2 separate regions of the Mus musculus genome follow, and region 1 is linked to region 2. A link is a loop called in an ENCODE intact Hi-C map of the cell type or tissue named here. Cell type or tissue: heart. All regions are shown on one strand.

What was found. A loop is a pair of places that touch in the nucleus more often than their neighbours do. Peaks named below come from ENCODE experiments on the same cell type or tissue, not always from the same donor. Only the 100,000 strongest peaks of a DNase experiment are listed, where the experiment ranks them.
Region 1: it touches region 2 in a loop (2.3-fold over the local background); 3 of 42 quality-filtered maps call a loop at or near these places.

The regions. Positions count from the first base shown.
Region 1 is chr6:125,350,847-125,358,846 of GRCm38, reverse strand. Tnfrsf1a (tumor necrosis factor receptor superfamily, member 1a) reads right to left here. Exons shown (of 10, transcript NM_011609.4): 2 at 1,869-2,022; 3 at 1,406-1,534; 4 at 977-1,126; 5 at 715-793. Among named protein-coding and RNA genes, the nearest start is that of Tnfrsf1a, 5.1 kb to the right of the region's middle. In heart, no CTCF peak of the experiment used is centred here; DNase peaks (open chromatin) are centred at 3,516, 3,956, 4,956, 6,956 and 7 weaker places; H3K4me3 peaks cover 1,757 bases; H3K27ac peaks cover 2,766 bases; H3K27me3 peaks cover 769 bases.
Region 2 is chr6:125,141,565-125,149,564 of GRCm38, reverse strand. It overlaps Nop2 (NOP2 nucleolar protein), which reads right to left. Exons shown (of 16, transcript NM_138747.2): 16 at 4,812-5,564. The coding sequence ends at 4,924. Iffo1 (intermediate filament family orphan 1) reads right to left here and starts at 4,341. Exons shown (of 9, transcript NM_001302779.1): 1 at 3,536-4,341. The coding sequence starts at 4,308. In heart, CTCF peaks have their summits at 4,099 and 4,313; DNase peaks (open chromatin) are centred at 224, 1,174, 2,574, 4,384 and 3 weaker places; H3K4me3 peaks cover 4,701 bases; H3K27ac peaks cover 5,175 bases.

The DNA of each region.
Region 1 (8,000 bases), 210 kb before region 2:
TTTAGCTGTCTGTTTTGGGGATCTAACCCAGAGCCTCCAATACGCTAGGCCAGTGCTCTACCGTTGATCCACATCTCCACCCCCACTCTCCTTACCCTAAAGGTTAAGAAACATAAGGCGTAGAGAGGTAAGAACTTGCCCAAGGTTGCAGAGCCAGGAAAAAGGTAAGTTGGGATTTAACCCCCAAGTCAGGTCAACTATGAGAGTCTTCTCTGGAAGCAAATGTATAAGAGCAGCCCATGCGGAGCCACAGGAATGAGGAAGTCTGTCAGGGAGCCTGGGAAGAAGGGATCCCCAGCGGTAGAGCTTGTGCGAGCCAAACCTAAGATACCATCAACAGTAAGATGCACCAGAGTGCAGTCAAGAACAGCGCGCTCGGATCTAACTGCCCAGCACTGAAGAGGCATGCGAGCTATAGCACGTGTGTGTGGCAGTCAGAGGATGACGTTGTGCACCTGATATTCTCTCCTGTCACCTTTACAAGACGGGGTTCCAGAGCTTGAACTCAGGTTGCCAGACGTTTGCTGCAAGCGCTTTACCCGCTAAGCCCTATTGCTTATCCCCTAACGTCCTGGAGAAAGGGAAAGGGCTGTCTGATGTCTTGTAGTGTCTTCTGCTCATCCGGCTGTAGGATCCCACCTTTGACCCTGCTGGGGCCCCTCAGCCACAGCTGCTCACCCACCCCTGAACCCCAAGCACTTGGCAGATACTCACTGGCTGCAAGGGACGCACTCACTTTCTCTCAGAAAGAACCCTGCATGGCAGTTACACACGGTGTTCTGAGTCTCCTTACCTGTGGGAAAGCGGTTAAGACTAAGAGCGCGTGCCTGCAGTCTGAGGGCCCGAGGGAGGGACGAGGGCGGGAATGCAGGTGCCACATAGGAGCTCAGACACACAGACAGGATAGGGTGGGGGGCAGAGGAGGGGGGCAGGGTGCTCCCGGGGAGGGGAGAGGACTTGGGTGACCGGTGCTCACAGGGGATTGTCACGGTGCCGTTGAAGCAGGGGCTGCAGTCCACGCACTGGAAGTGTGTCTCACTCAGGTAGCGTTGGAACTGGTTCTCCTTACAGCCACACACCGTGTCCTTGTCAGCTTGGCAAGGAGAGATCTCCACCTGGGACATTTCTGAAGAGGGAAGGAAATGGTGTGTGAGTCTCACATCCCTTTTCCCACACAAATCTTGACGCCCCCTGGCTCTGCCACATGGCATTCGTCTTTGTAACAGACACTCCTCCTACGCACACAGGCCCGAGCTTGCATGTGCACGCATGCATACTACCGCCACACTCACGAGCAGATTCGAAATCCTGACCTCCTGGCCAACACCCACGGACACACACACATGTTCGCACGTCTTCACACACCATGCACCTTCTATAGCCCTGGCCCAATCCCAAGGCTTACCTTTCCGACATGTCTTGCAACTGAGACACTGCCTGAGGTAATTCTGGGAAGCCGTAAAGGTGCCCTTTTCACACTCCCTGCAGACTGTATCCCGCCCTGGGCTCGGACAGTCACTCACCAAGTAGGTTCCTGTAGATAGGGTTAGGGTCAGGCTGTAGTGGAGAACTAAAGGGCAAAACCCAAGTCGGGGGCAGGGAGTGGGGCAGCAAAATAAGGGGACTCCCAGGGACCAAGGTCGGGGAACATCAGAAACAAGCAAAAGAAGCCGGGGCGTGGAGGCGCACGCCTTTAATCCCAGCACTCGGGAGGCAGAGGCAGGCAGATTTCTGTGTTCGAGGCCAGCCTGGTCTACAAAGTGAGTTCCAGGACAGACAGGGGTATAGAGAAACCCTGTCTCAAAAAAAAAAAAAAAAAAAAAGCAAAAGAAATCTCAAGACAATTCTCTGCTCTCACTTTCTCCTACCTTTGTGGCACTTGGTGCAGCAGATGGAATTGTTCTTAGAATGGACATACTTTCCTTGGGGACACAAGCTATCCCTCTTCTCCCGGTCACCAAGAGAAGGGACTAGTCCAGTGACCCCTGATGGATGTATCCCCATCAGCAGAGCCAGGAGCACCTGAGGGAACAATCAGAAAGAGGAAATACTGTCAGGGGTGGGGCCTTAGAGGTAGCAACAAATTGAACACACACACACACACACACACACACACACACACACACAGAGAGAGAGAGAGAGAGAGAGAGAGAGAGAGAGAGAGAGACAAGTTCACATTCCCCCCACCCCCTAGGGACACTCTCCCCTAGATGGTGGCGACTGTGCAGTCTAGTATTTTCTTGGTCTCTGGTGGCTCTGTATGCTAGCATTTGTTTCTACAACTGAGCAATTAGGTCTCAGGCCCCAGCTGCATTTTATCCCGTTCAGTTCCCTGAAGCGGCTCCCAGTGCTGATCACAAGAGAGCCGGTCAAGGAATGTTTAGTTTCCCCGTGTGTCTGCAGGGCTGAGGGTGGAGCTCCAGGTCTCACACAGAAGCACTGCAATGCCCTCTGCCCGACCAAGAAATGTTAGCCAGAAGTAGCAGGCTGTTTCCGTTACAGCCTGTTTTTCCAACAGACAATCAATCCTACTACTCATTTGGCATTTCTATATCTGGGTACGGGTTTCACACTAAGCCTGTTTGTGGACACTTCCTAGAGGTGAGCCATTAGGATCTACAAACCTCTTTGGATTCCATGACAGTAATTCAAAAAGTACTACTGGGGGGGGGAAATCAAGTTGAAGGGAGGGCTGTCATGAAGATGGTTCAGGAAAGTGTCAGCTGTGCGACGTGAGGACCTGACATCGAGCACCATCACCTACATAAAAAGCCAGGTACGGGCTTGTATTCCCGGTGATGGAGGGGAGCCCACCAGGTAGGCCCCTGATGATCTCTGTCTAAGCAACCTAGTCCAACTGATGGGAAGCAAACACCTGAGGATGACCTCTGACCTCCGTGCACACTCAAACACCCAGATATGAATGCGCACCTGGGGATAATGCTCTCCCAAGCACCATTGCGGGACAGAAACAAAAGGAAGAACTCCGAGCATGCAGGCGCGACAAGGATTAAGTAAGACCAAAGACAAATGTGTCATGTACTAGAGTTGACCAGAGATTGGTGATCTGATTCAAGATGACCCTCAATTCAGGAGCTGAGGATGTGCCAGGAGTCCCAAAGCAGGGCATTCTAGAGGGCTGGCTTTATAATCTTGGCAAAGCTCATAGCAACCAACTGGCTTTCTTGTATGTAAACAGCTTCAGTATGGAGAGCGCAAAGCCCTCTTAGTTTCAATGTAGACCTTGCTCTTTGATCTCTCCCGGTTTTGGGTTTCCCTCAGCCTTCCTTCTTTCATCTCCCCTCCCCCCCTCGCATAGCGTTGTTACGTCAAGATAGCGGAGGTCTTCAAGACAGATGCAGAAGCAACTGACCAATCAGATCACATTCAGGAGAGACCTAACACCTAGACTCACAGCTGCCTTTGGGGGCTCTGCAACCCCCAAAGCTCCGTTTGGAAAGAGGCTGGCAGCTTGCACCCTGCTGTCAGCTGCTGTTACTAGAAGTGCTACCTCCTCGGCACAGCAGCTGCACGGGCCAGGAAGCCCCTTGCCTCAGCCATAGACCCAAGAAGCCACACACAGAAAGCACACCAGCAATCTCTCAGGCAGGGGTGCACCCCCACCCCTCACGACACACAGAGGCTTCCAGGGTGACAGGAAGGGTTAGTTATGATAAGAACTTCCCAATCATGAAAGTGTGGTTCCTTTCCCCGAAGAAGAAATGCTTGGAGCACCTAAGGTCAGTGGTACTTCCAACCCCATCAGAGAACCTGAAGCCAAACCAACAGATCAGGCAGTGTCAGGAAGAGGTAGATGTGGGCTCCAGGCCAAGAACGGCCTTGCGGGGGTGGGGGTGGGGGCGAGTCTCAACCAGCGATGGACGAGCCTCCAGAGAAGGAGCCTGTTTCTTTGGTCACGTGTCCTTCCTTTGCAGAACTCTGGGGGTTAAGTCAAATCCGGGAAAGGGAAATCTTTTCCCAGCAGCTCCGCCCCAGTGACTCAGGCCAGGGAGGGAGATCTAGGACAGTGGACAGGGAACTGCAGCTTCCCGGCTCAACAAGGGCTGTGAATCAGCAGAAAAGCCAACCAGCAGCAAGTGGAACCCCATCTGCTCCCTCCTGGGTGCACAGTCTCTCTCTCTCTCTCACCCACCCCCACTCAGACCATTCGTCCAGGCAATGAACCCCTGTCCCACTGGGCTCAGATTTCGGGAAAATGCCTCCCTCTTCCATCCCATCCCAAAGGGAAGTCTTTCTGACCCCTGGCTTCCCTGTCAGGCCAGTAAGCTCCTCCCAGAGGATCTACCTCCTCCATCTCTGACATCCTTCCTTTGGACTTGGAGCTGCCTTGATCCCTCCTCAAAGGGAAACAACATCGTCTTCAGCTGATAAAGCCTTTCCCAGGATCCCTGCTCCCTGGCTCCCTGGGCCTTTGGCAGCCCCTGACACTCCCCAATCCCAACAAGAATCAAATCCAGGGTGCCCTCCCGCCCTAGTTCACCACATTCCCATAGCCTGCCTGGTTCTGGCCACTTGCATTGGGTTTGGATGCTCCCTAGACAACCTTTAAGAGACAGGGCCAGTTCTCCCCAGGTCAAGTAGCTATGGAACAAAAATCACAGCCCTCTTAAGGTTAGAAGAGATGGAGGAAGCTAGACATTAATCCAGGCACTCTGAGAGGTGGAGGCAGGCAGATCCCTGGGTTCAAGGCCAGCCTGCTCTACAATGTGAGTTCTAGGACAGCCAGGTCTACTCTCAACAAAAACAAGGTAACAAAAGAGAAGGAGCAGGTGCAGAGCCAGCTCTCTCATCTCACATGCTCCAGGGATTCCAGGGCCCTCTGGCTCTTTCAATAGGCACCCTATTACCAGTTGCATTGTGAGGCCAACAAGGGACAAGGGACACAGGTCCTGGCCCAAACTTGAATGCCTGGAGCAGAGGAGGGGCAGGATGCTGGGGGGTGCCTGAGGAGAGGAGAGATGGCTGAGGAGGTGGCAAGGCCTCTCTAACTACTCCTCAGCTTCCGCCTAGAGAGGCCTTAAAGTGTGACTTCCTGTGCCGGGGCTGCTGAGTAGGGGAGCGAAGATGAAATGGACCCTGTGGTCAAACTTGACCCAGCCACCTTTTGGGGACCCACTCACTAAGCCCCACATCAGCGTGCACATTAGGTTAAACTGTGTTCCACTTAATGTCAAGACCTACGGTGGTGAGGAGCTCTTCGGTGTGACCTCCTCAGAGAGCGCTGCCACGCTGCCGCAATCCTACCTTCCACCCACGAAGCCCCCCGTCGATGATTCATGTCTCCCCACCCAAGCTCCTCGGATACCTAGCCGCCTGTTCTGGTTGAATAACACGAACTATCCATATCTACTCTGGGCTCTTATCAGAAGCTATAGTTATTTCAAATGAGTAGATACAATCTCCCCAGACAGACCACAAACCCTCTGAGTTAAGAGATCAGAGCATGTCTTGGTCACATCACCCAGAGCCAGGCCTGCAGACCTGAGGGACTGAGGTGCCTTCCAGTCAGGGAGCCGGATGGAAGGAAGCAGCATCCCCCTGCCTCAAACACACTCTGCCTCTGGGAGGTATTTTAGAAGCTGTGCATCCCCTTCCCCACACACGGGCACACTCGTGCACATGTCCCTGGTGACAATTCTGCCACATTTGCTCATCTCCTGCAGAGTCCAGCTGACGAGCCATGCAGCTGGAATTAGCTGGAAGAAAGGCTGAGAAGGGCTGCTCCAGACAGCACAACCACACTTCCACTTAGCCAGCCAGTGACCTACTTTAACCTGCCCCCAGCTGAGCTCACCAAGCTCCTTGCCTAGATGTCACACCACCGACTTCTTGGTACCAATGCTGCAAACTCTGCAACAGCCCTAAGACTCATCAGTCAGTCCTTCTGGAACCTCTCCACCCTTTACCCCACACCCGGAGCCCTGGTTTTTACAACTGCCTTTCTCCTTCCTACTCCACAGTGGTGTCTCAGGGCTTCACTATGTGGCTCAGGCTGCCACGAACCTTCTGGTTCAAGTGATGTGCCTGCCTCAAACCTTTGCAGGGGCTGAGGCTACCTACATAGTTTCTTATCTACATTCAGGCTTCAACTTGTACCACCTGGGTGTGAATCTTCCTCTGCACCTCCAGGGCCTGGCTTCAAACATCATTTCCATGGATAAATCCTTCCATGAGCACATACATCTGAGAAACTCACTGTTCTTTGGAACACAGTCTGGCCAGACTGCTTGGTGGATAGCAAAGGAGGAAGGGGAGGGAGGAGGGAGGGAGGGAGGGAGGAAGGGAGGGAGAGAGGGAGGGAAAGAGGAAAACAGGCCCCCACCTAGGTCCTTAAGCATGACTCTTTATTTCTTTTTGGTGTTTTTAAGACACAGTCTCAGTCATCCAGGCTGGCCTCCAGCTCCCTATATAGCCAAAACTGGGCCTCGATCTGAGCACTGGCCTCCATCTCCCAAGTTCCAGGATAACAGGCATGCCCCAAGGTGACTGGCTCAAGGTTCTTTTTCACAAACGCCAGAGTGCCCTTCTCTCTCTGTCACATTTCTCAACATGGCCACTCCACCCCGAGCTGAGATGTTCAGCTTCTGTGACTTCAAAGTCCCACCTCTCCATTCCCCCAACCCAGGCGCCCAACTCCTCTGTTCTTCCTCCTCCTGGCTTCTGCACACCAGTTCCAAGTCCTCCTTTCTATGCAACACCCGCCTTGTTCCCATCTGACCAATCTCTTGTTCCTGAATTGATTAAGCCATTAGTCAACGGTCAAGGTTTCTTTTTCAGGGCCTGGATAGGTGCTGGGGATGGGACATAGCTCACAGTTTCAAGAGCTCTCCATGAGCCAAAGATGATAACACACTATGAGCCTTAGGGTCTATGCAGGCAAGCTCAGCCCAGCAGACAGGCAAAGGCCATTAAGCAAGAAGACAGTTGGCATATAGCCCACCCTCCTCCCCCAGTTCTGCCTCTGGGATAGTACATCACCAAGGCCTTGGAACGTCTTTTCCTCCAGAGTATTCTAAAGTCATTTCCACTCCTGTACTGAAACTTTTTAAAAATAGCAAAGTCTTCTTGGCCTTGCCACATCCCTGCCACGGCCATCACTGCCTCATGACCTCAGCACCTCGTCCTACCTGAACACCTCACAGGCACTGTGCTCTGTACTGATAAGGCAGTGGCCAGCCCCATGTAGACTTCAGTAGCCTTCCGTGTGCCTTGTCTTCAGGATCTGCTTCTGTTCACGGTGCCCCCACCCTCACCTGGGCCTCCACAACTGGCTCAGCCTCTCTCCTCTACCTAGCTGGGCCACTGCACTCTGACAGTTATTGTGACATCTACCGTCACAATGAGTAGTGACGTGAGTAGTGACGAGTATCACTGCTAGAGATGAGAAGAGAGAAGCCAAGCTGAGTCCTTTCTGTTTGTGGCATACTTCTTACTCCCCTTTGGGATCATTCACCTAATCTGAATTGGACCTAGCAGGGAAGGAAATGAATAAATATTTAACACAAATCCATCTACTCAATCTTAATAACAACTATGAGGTACTGATCATTGTAGACATTTTGGAAATAAAAGAAACAAAAAGCGGGGGAGTCACATCACATGCCTGCGTTCATGAGGGTAAGGGTGCTGGGCTGAGCCCTAAATCCAGGTGATCTACCCCTAAAGAGAAAAGAATTAAGTGGGTGGGGGAGTTGGAGAACAGCCAGAGGGGCAGCCTTGACAAGTCTCCCAGGAGAGACTGGGAGACAGGACAGGACCAGGAGAAGGGAGGTGACACCCAGGCAGGGTTCTAGGACCACTGCTTTAGAATGGTGTGTAGAGAAAGGGAAGGGAATAGACACAAAGGAGCCACCCCCACCCCCCCACCCCACCCCCGCAAGGAGGCTCTGGAGACTGACCAGAAGAGAATGAGGAGTGAAAGGGGAGGGAGAAAAAGGCAGGTCTCAGGGATAACGCTGGGCCAGGGAGAGGCAGGACCC
Region 2 (8,000 bases):
GAACACAGCCTAGAGTCCCTCCTGCCGTGACAGTGACAGCTCCTGTCCCTCCCTCCGTCTCAGGCCCAGGCTTCAGACCTCAGGTCTGGTTCCCTAGATGGGAACTGGTTGAAGCAAGAATTTACAGGCGGCCGGCCAGGGGGCAGCTGCAGCTGTTGAATGGCTCCACACTTCCTGGCAAGGGCTGAGCTCACCAACTGCCTGCCCAGAACCTCCGGACCACGTACCAAGAACTATATTTAAAAACAACTGCTACCACTTGGGCCTCTGCAGTACCCATCCCCACACCGGCCCGGTTCCGCCAGCTGTCTGGCTGGTCTCATCCCCCACCTCCTGCCCACACACCAATCCACCATGTCCCCCCTATGACCCAGTCTCCCACCTTCAGTGGCACAGATCCGGTCTCCCGCTCCTGCCCGCACAGACCAGAGCTTGTTAGGCTGTGCCCTGCCTCCTGTGAAAGCATCTGCAGGACACAGGCTGGGTCAAGAGCTGCTCAGCAGCCTGGCTGGGAGCAAAGTCCTTCCCCACCCAGCCCCTTGAAGTGAGCTCTAAGAAGGTCACAGGGCTGGCGTGATGTCCCCCCAGCAGCGTGAAAAAAGTGGGCACGGGAAGCTAGCTATTGCTGAATAACCGCACGCAGGGGAAAGGGAACCGTGAGTGGGTGAGAAGGCACGGCCAAGCTGTACAGCATCTCTCACCCAGAGCTCAGACCCACACTGTCAGCAGGCCGAAGGCACTTGCTATGGAGCAGTGACTATGGGGCGCTCGCTACCCAGGGCTAGGTGCACATTCCATCGTCATGGAGATGGAAGCTGGGGTGCTGCTTGACCATGCAGGTTCAGCACCCAAGGCAATGCCTGTGTGCGTGATCTCATCACTTCCGCCTGCACTCTGCCTGCACAGGCTTCTTCTGGCCTCAGAAAGGAGGGCAACGGAGCTGAAGAAGAAGACTCGAAATGAGACCCATGGAGAGGAGGCAGCCGAGGACAGCCTCTGCAGTCAGGAGGACTAAGCTCTCGGGCCCCTTCTCTCCTTGCTCCTGCCCCTCCCTCGCCCTCTCGGGTTCTATGACTCTCCCATGTCCAGCACCTACAGCCGCACTGCAGTGTTCCTAATAATAACTCCAGGCAGCCAGGGGAAGAGGCAGCCAGCCTAGCCACCACCCTGCAGCTGACCATGCAGCTCAGCTGTGGCCCTCCCTCACACCCTCTTATCCTGTTTCCTGCCAGCCCTGCACTCCCCCTCGCCTGCTTCTCCCTCTGTTCCAGCAGTGACAGAGTCTGATAACCTCACGTTACACGTTTTCTTACATGAGACCTTTGTCTTTGCTAGGCTCTGGTTTCTTCCTCTACAAGTATGGGATGTGGCATCCTGTGTGCCTAGAGTCTGTGAGTCTCTAGAGGAAAAGCCCATAGGATAGACAAGAGGTTACGACCCTGGCCAAGACGCGTCAGGGATGAACTTGATAAATCCCAGTGAAACACGAGCAAGTTTAAGGCAAGATGATGCTTAATGAGATGGCTCATACAGGGAAAGAAATCTGAATTATCTAGATGCCCGCAGTGGTCTCCAGCCAGGTACCGATGGGTGCAGTGTGGCCTGCATTCAAATCTCAGTTTGTTTGTTTTTTTTGCAAGGTTCCCATAACTTGGGTAGAATCTGGGCAAATTTCATAATTACTACATTTACCAAAGGCTTCGCCTGCAAATAAATCCTATATTTGAGTTGAAGGGAAAGAGCAAGGAGCATCCTTATTACTGGAAAAACTGAGCCCCAAGAAAAATATCACCCAGGCAAAGGAGCTAAAGACAGGAGCTAGGGGGTGGCGGGGCCTCCATCCCGCCCAGTTTAATAATCAAGCTCTGCATGCCATCCAGGCTAACGGAGTGGGGTGTGGGGGCACGGTGTGAGGAGCTCAGAAGGAGGGAGGGGGCACTGGGGTGGAAGGGCGAGTGTCGTGTACCATGCAATCCTAGCCGCGGGCCCTCTGCACGACCCTGTGCTGCAGTGATGAGCTAACCAGTCCCCAAGGATAACTCTTTGCTGCCCAAGACAGCTGCACCAAGGACAAACAGTCTCTGTTTTAAAAGATGGCTTGGAGAGGAGCAGCTGTTCCTAGGACTAGAGCAGAACTCCAGAACTGTCCATGCTCCACTGGCTGTTAAGCCCTTCAGGGGAGAAGGCAGGTGCGGGCAGGCCCTGGGCGGTGCCTAGAGGCTGGGATAACTAAAAACCCAAAGACATGGGCCACAGTCATGGAAGCCAGGGTGAGGATTGAACTTCAGGAAGCCTGCTGATGCATGCGATCTGGGGGATGCTAAGAGATCACCAACCCTTGAAGGTCACCCAGAGCCTACAAAGTGTTTCCAGGGCCTCCAAATAGTCCTCACACACGGCTATAACCAGATAGCGATCCCTGCCACCTTGGCCTGCACACACAGACCAGGCTATCCCCCAAAGGGTCACATTAGGTAAGACACTGGAGCCTCCAAATCTGGGCTTCCCCTCTGACCGCCACCAACTTCCTCCTCAACCAGGGCCTGGTCAGCCTTGAGAAAACTCTCTCTGCCTGTGGCCCTGTCCTGTTGCCTGGTTACCAGCCATCCAGGGAGTCCTCCTGGTAAACAGCCAGCACTCCAATGTGACATCCCTTCCTCTTAACTCTTATGTTAACCTGCTGGGGACAGGGTTCCTCTCAGAAAGCCAAACCTTCACCCTCAGAACACACAGTGCTGGTCCTGAGATAGCCGATCTGTATCTCTGTAGGGCGTGCCCATGTCCCAACTTTTTTTTTTTACTTGGTTCTGGTTGGAGATTCTTCTGATAGAGCGCCCCCACCAGCTTTATGACAGCCATCCCTTCTCCTTGTCCTAGGAGACCCCATACCCTTTCTCTCTTTTCCTGTGTGTTTTGACTGTTCCAAGCAATATCTTTAGCTTCCGGAGTCCTTGAGCCTCTTGTATGGAACCAGGGTGAGACCTGGCTTCTGGGGACATGCCTTAGAGGAGGCCCTGGGCAGGCACAGTCGCCCTTCACTACCTCCTTCCAACTTCACTTAATTTGCCTCCAGAATTAAAGCCGCATCCTTCACCCCATATGTGGAGTTTATGTCCTGAAATTGCCCCCAAGGTCTGAAGCTGGCCCGACAACCAAGACCCACAGATGCAGAGCTCTCTCGGATGTCTCCCTTTCATACCACACAACACCCCACAGTTAGCAGAGTCACGCAGACACTGCAGCCTGCATAAGACAGGGAGACATGCCAGAAGAAAGCATCAGTTCCCAGTGTTCTAGAAGGCTTCGAGCCACCAGTCTGACTTGAGAACTGTCTGTGGATTCTGGGGTCCCTGCAACCAAATCTTTCCCTGCTCCTCACTTTTCATCATCACAGGAAGTTCAACTCTTGTTAACACGATTCTTGCCCTCCGCCCCCCACCCCCCGCCCCCCACTTCTCCGTTCTAGGAACCCTCACTAACTAACTCCCTGCCCCTGTCGTGTCTGTGTGGGGCATGTCTTGAACCCTGTCCCTACCTTCGCTTGTACTCGTCCCGCTCCCGCTTCACTTTGGCCAGCACGTTGTACAGGGCACGGATCTCAGGGGTGATGGTGTCGATCTGGACGCCCACCCCGTCAGGGTGTACCCACGACAGGCCAGGCCCTTGCACCAGCGTGGGTTCCAGTCCTGGTCCAAGCCGGCGGGCGTGAGAGAAGGACCAGATGGTGCCAGGCATGAAGCGGGTCGACGAGGAGAAGGCAGTGGATGTGGAAGTGGAGGATGATGTGTGGCAGGCGGCAGAGGATGCTAAGGGTCCAGCTGGCGAGCGGGAGGGCGAGCCCAGCACCCGCGCTGATGGGGGGCACACGGCGGCCGGCCGGGAGCTCAGGGGCAGCCCCAGGGGCCGGATCGGGCTGATGAAGCCGGTCTGTACCGCCTGGTCACGGCGGGCCAGGCCCCGCCTGCCCTGCTTACCCTCCTCTAGAGCCTGCTGCAGCTGTTTCTCCAGCAGCCGATTTCGGCGCTCTAGCTCGTGCACCTTGGCTAGGAAGCAGCGAAACCGGAGGTTCAGGGTCTTCAGTACGTTGATGTTGGAGCCTAGGTCGTTGCGGAGAGCCATGGCTGCGGGGGGCGCCGGACCAGGCCCCGGAGGCGAATAGGCAGAGGGGCCGGCCGAGGCAAGCGGAGCCGAGGCTAAGTCCCCTCCCCCGGCAAAGTGGTCACCTCCCAGAGGGTCCCCCAGCGGCCCGGCCAAGCCTTGCTGCTCCTGCTGTAGGAGGAAGAGGTTGGGACCAAATAACGGATTCATGGCTGCGCCTTCTGCCGGGAGAAGGAGACCAGTGCAGCAGAGGGTGAGGAGAAGAGCCAATGAGATGCTTGTGGGATACGAGTGACCAATCAGATAGCCCGGCAGGAGGGCAAAGGTCATAAGGGAGGGAGCAGAGGGGGCCAATGAAAGGCCCTCATTAGGGCATCAGCGCTGAACCTTTCCCGGGTCTGAGGCCCCATGAGTGGGGTCAACCCCGGCAGGAGCCAGACTAGCCCTTCCCGGGGAGCCACAGCCTAAGATTCTGACTGTAGGCACAGGACCTCTGGCTCTTTAGAGACAGTCTTCCCTACTGCCCTCTCTTCTACCTGGTACCCTGGGTCGGACTCCTTTACTTTTTCCCATGAAGACTAAGAAATGGAGGGAGAAATTTACCATTTGAATAGTCATTTGAATAGTGCACAACTGTCTCTCCCCAGAGAAACCCAGGCCCACTTTCCTACAAACCGCCAGTACCCAGTCCCCTCAAAAAACACAACAGCAACTAGGAGTGGTAATATGTATATTAAATTTCATATGTATGCACAGGGGGAGGCCAGCCTTGCATCAGGATCTAAAAGTTCCAACCCAGAGACAATGTCAAGTTTCCAAGTCCATTTAAGACAACAGAGGCTGGCTGTTGCCCTTTGTCATTGATTTCCTCCTTTTTGCTGGTGGGGGCCTGGTGGAACTGTGGGGAGACACAAAGGGGGCTGAGGGTCCCTTGGAAACAGCATCTTCTTTCAGGGGAGCAGCTCCATTAGCAGGCTGCTGTGCTAACTGCTGCTTTCCTTTCTGTTTCTTTTTGGCTTCCCCAAGGGATGGAGCACAGTCCTTAGGCCTTGGGGCAGCACGGATTTCAGAGGGAGTCGGCACAGGAGGTGTTCTCGAGTCCTCAACCCTGGAAGGGGCGCTCGGCTTTGGGACAGCAGCCTCCTTAGAGGGCTTCCACTTAGGTCCCCGCTGCTTCAGCTTCTCAGACCTCTTTCGTTTGCTGTTCACGTCAGCATTCCCAGCAGACTGACTGGGCCTGGTAGACACTTGGGCATCTGGGACAGAAGGTTCAGTGGACAAGCCTGGCCCTTTGGCGATGCCGTTCAACTTCTGGAAGGGCTTCTTGGAATGTGGCTGTCTCAGCAACTGCTGCTTTGCCTTCACAGCCCCACGGGCTTTCTTGGTGGGCTGACTACCGTTCTCAGACTTTGGGGTGACCTGATCCTTCAGGTCAGGCTCTGTAGGGGTAGCTGCTGCCGAGTTTCCTGAGGTAAAAATTAAACAGATGGCTTGATCATTAAGAAACAAGGCAGGCAGATTTCTGAGTGAGGCCAGCCTGGTCTACAAAGTGAGGTCCGGGACAGCCAGGGCTATACAGAGAAACCCTGTCTCAAAAAACAAACAAACAAAAACCAAGGCAGTTGCCAGGCAGTGGTGGTGGCACAGCCTTTAATCCCAGCAATTAGGAGGTAGGGCCAGATGGATCCGAGTTCCAGGCCAGCCTTGTCAACAGAGCCAGTCCCAGGAGAGCCAGGACTACATAGAAAAACCCGGTCTTCAAACACCAAAATCCAGGCTGGTGAGATGGCTCAGTGGGTAAGAGTACCTGACTGCTCTTCTGAAGGTCCGAAGTTCAAATCCCAGCAACCACATGGTGGCTCACAACCATCTGTAATGAGATTTGACTCCCTCTTCTGGAGTGTCTGAAGACAGCTACAGTGTATTTACATATAATAATAATAATAATAATAAAAAACCTGGCAAAAAAACAAAAAAAAACCCACCAAAATCCAAAGAAACAATAACGAAGGCCCACACCTTAGGATAGTGCCCAAAAACTGACTACTCACACTAGTTCATGGTTTTTACTGAAACTATTTGCCCCACACGTTTTAAGGGATTACTACTCTTCTTGTCAGGTTTTCAGAGGAAGCTGCTCCCTCAGGAGGGCAGTATATAACAAGACATTCTAAGGAGTAAGTCCCAGGCTCTAAAGCAAGCCTAAAGCACTTGCTCGCTTGTCCTATCTCAGACTGTCATGCAATGTGGGGAACCTAGCTAGTATCAATGAGAACATCATCAAATATGGACTTCACTTATATCAAAACTTGCTTTTTCCTGGGTTTTTCTGAGACAAGGTCTTGCTATGTAGCCTAGGTGGTCTTGGACTTACTACATAGAGACCAGCCTGGCTTCAAACTCAAAAGATGCCTTTGCCTCTTAAAATGTGCTGTTTAAGGTTTTTGCACTGTGCAGAGCACCTACCTGGCAATGTTCTAAGTCTGCAGCTACTGAAAACAAAATCAGCCGGGCGTGGTGGCGCATGCCTTTAATCCCAGCACTCGGGAGGCAGAGGCAGGCGGATTTCTGCGTTTGAGGCCAGCCTGGTCTACAGAGTGAGTTCCAGGACAGCCAGGGCTACACAGAGAAACCCTGTCTCGAAAAACCAAACCAAAAAAACCCAAAAAACAAAAACCAAGCCAGAAACTACCCACTCTACTCAGGCCCTCTTCTCCTCCCTTCCGACTAACCCAAGGCAGGCAGAGCTCTGTTTCAGAACACCCCGCCCTCCCGAGCTGCAGGCCAACAGGAGGATGCCTGAGGAAACAAATTGCACAGCCACAAGCTCCATGACCTGCCAGAGCTCTGCAGTTTGTCAATCCAGTGCAGAGATGCTGGGCCAGCAGAGCCAAGAATCAAAAGCAAGCACAGCCTGCAGTGGGAATGCACTTGGGCTCTTGGTAGAAGTATGTGACGCGTCCCCCTCAACCCGCACAGTCGAGGCTCAGGGCTCAGGAACAACTGCAGCTGAGAGGATAGGGTCTTTCCTCCAAGTGCAGTGGCTGAGGGGAACACCAAGCTCCCCTCTCCCTGCCATGCTGTACCCTCTGCTCTCCACACTGCAAAGTGTGTGTGTGTGTGTGTGGGGGGGGGGGGGGGGGGAGGACACGACATCTAGCTACTGCCAATCCAAGTGAAAACAAAAACCCAGAAGGCAGAACTGCAGGCTGATCCCAGGTGTCTGTGGTCCAGACAGTTTAACTAAAAGAGAAAAGTAGGGTGTGTGTGTGTTGTGAGGAGTAGAGCATGAAGTCCCAGTCTTATCTCAGGAGTACCTGGCAACTGATTGCAGCTGGGGGTGTAGTCAGGTTTCCTAAGGGATGGATGGGAGGCTGTCAGGTTACTCACACTCCAGTAGATGGTCCCACATCCATCCACATAGCCAACACTCAATGGACTCACTGGGAGGGAAAGTGGTGGTAGTGGGAAATTTTAAACAACATTTCTTTAAAGAGTAGCGATGGTGAGGTGAAAACAGCAGGTAATGGTGTCTGCCATCAAGCCCAAACTTGATCAGACTACGTGGTGGAAGGTGACAACTCCCAAATTATTCTGAGCTCCATGTGTTTTCTGATAGGTGTGCTGGTGCGTACGCACGCACACACACGCGTATACACACACACACACACACACGCACACGCACACGCACACGATACAACATAAGCGAGTCAGGTGGAGAGCAGAGGCCAATGGCTGAGGTTGAGCTATAGCTCTCTCACACGCATATGAACACAACTCTACCACATACATACATGTATCACACTGCATACACAACGGACACATGCATCACGCTGTACACACATGCATTCATGTATCATCACACTGCATACACATGCACCATGCTGCATATAGCACACGCG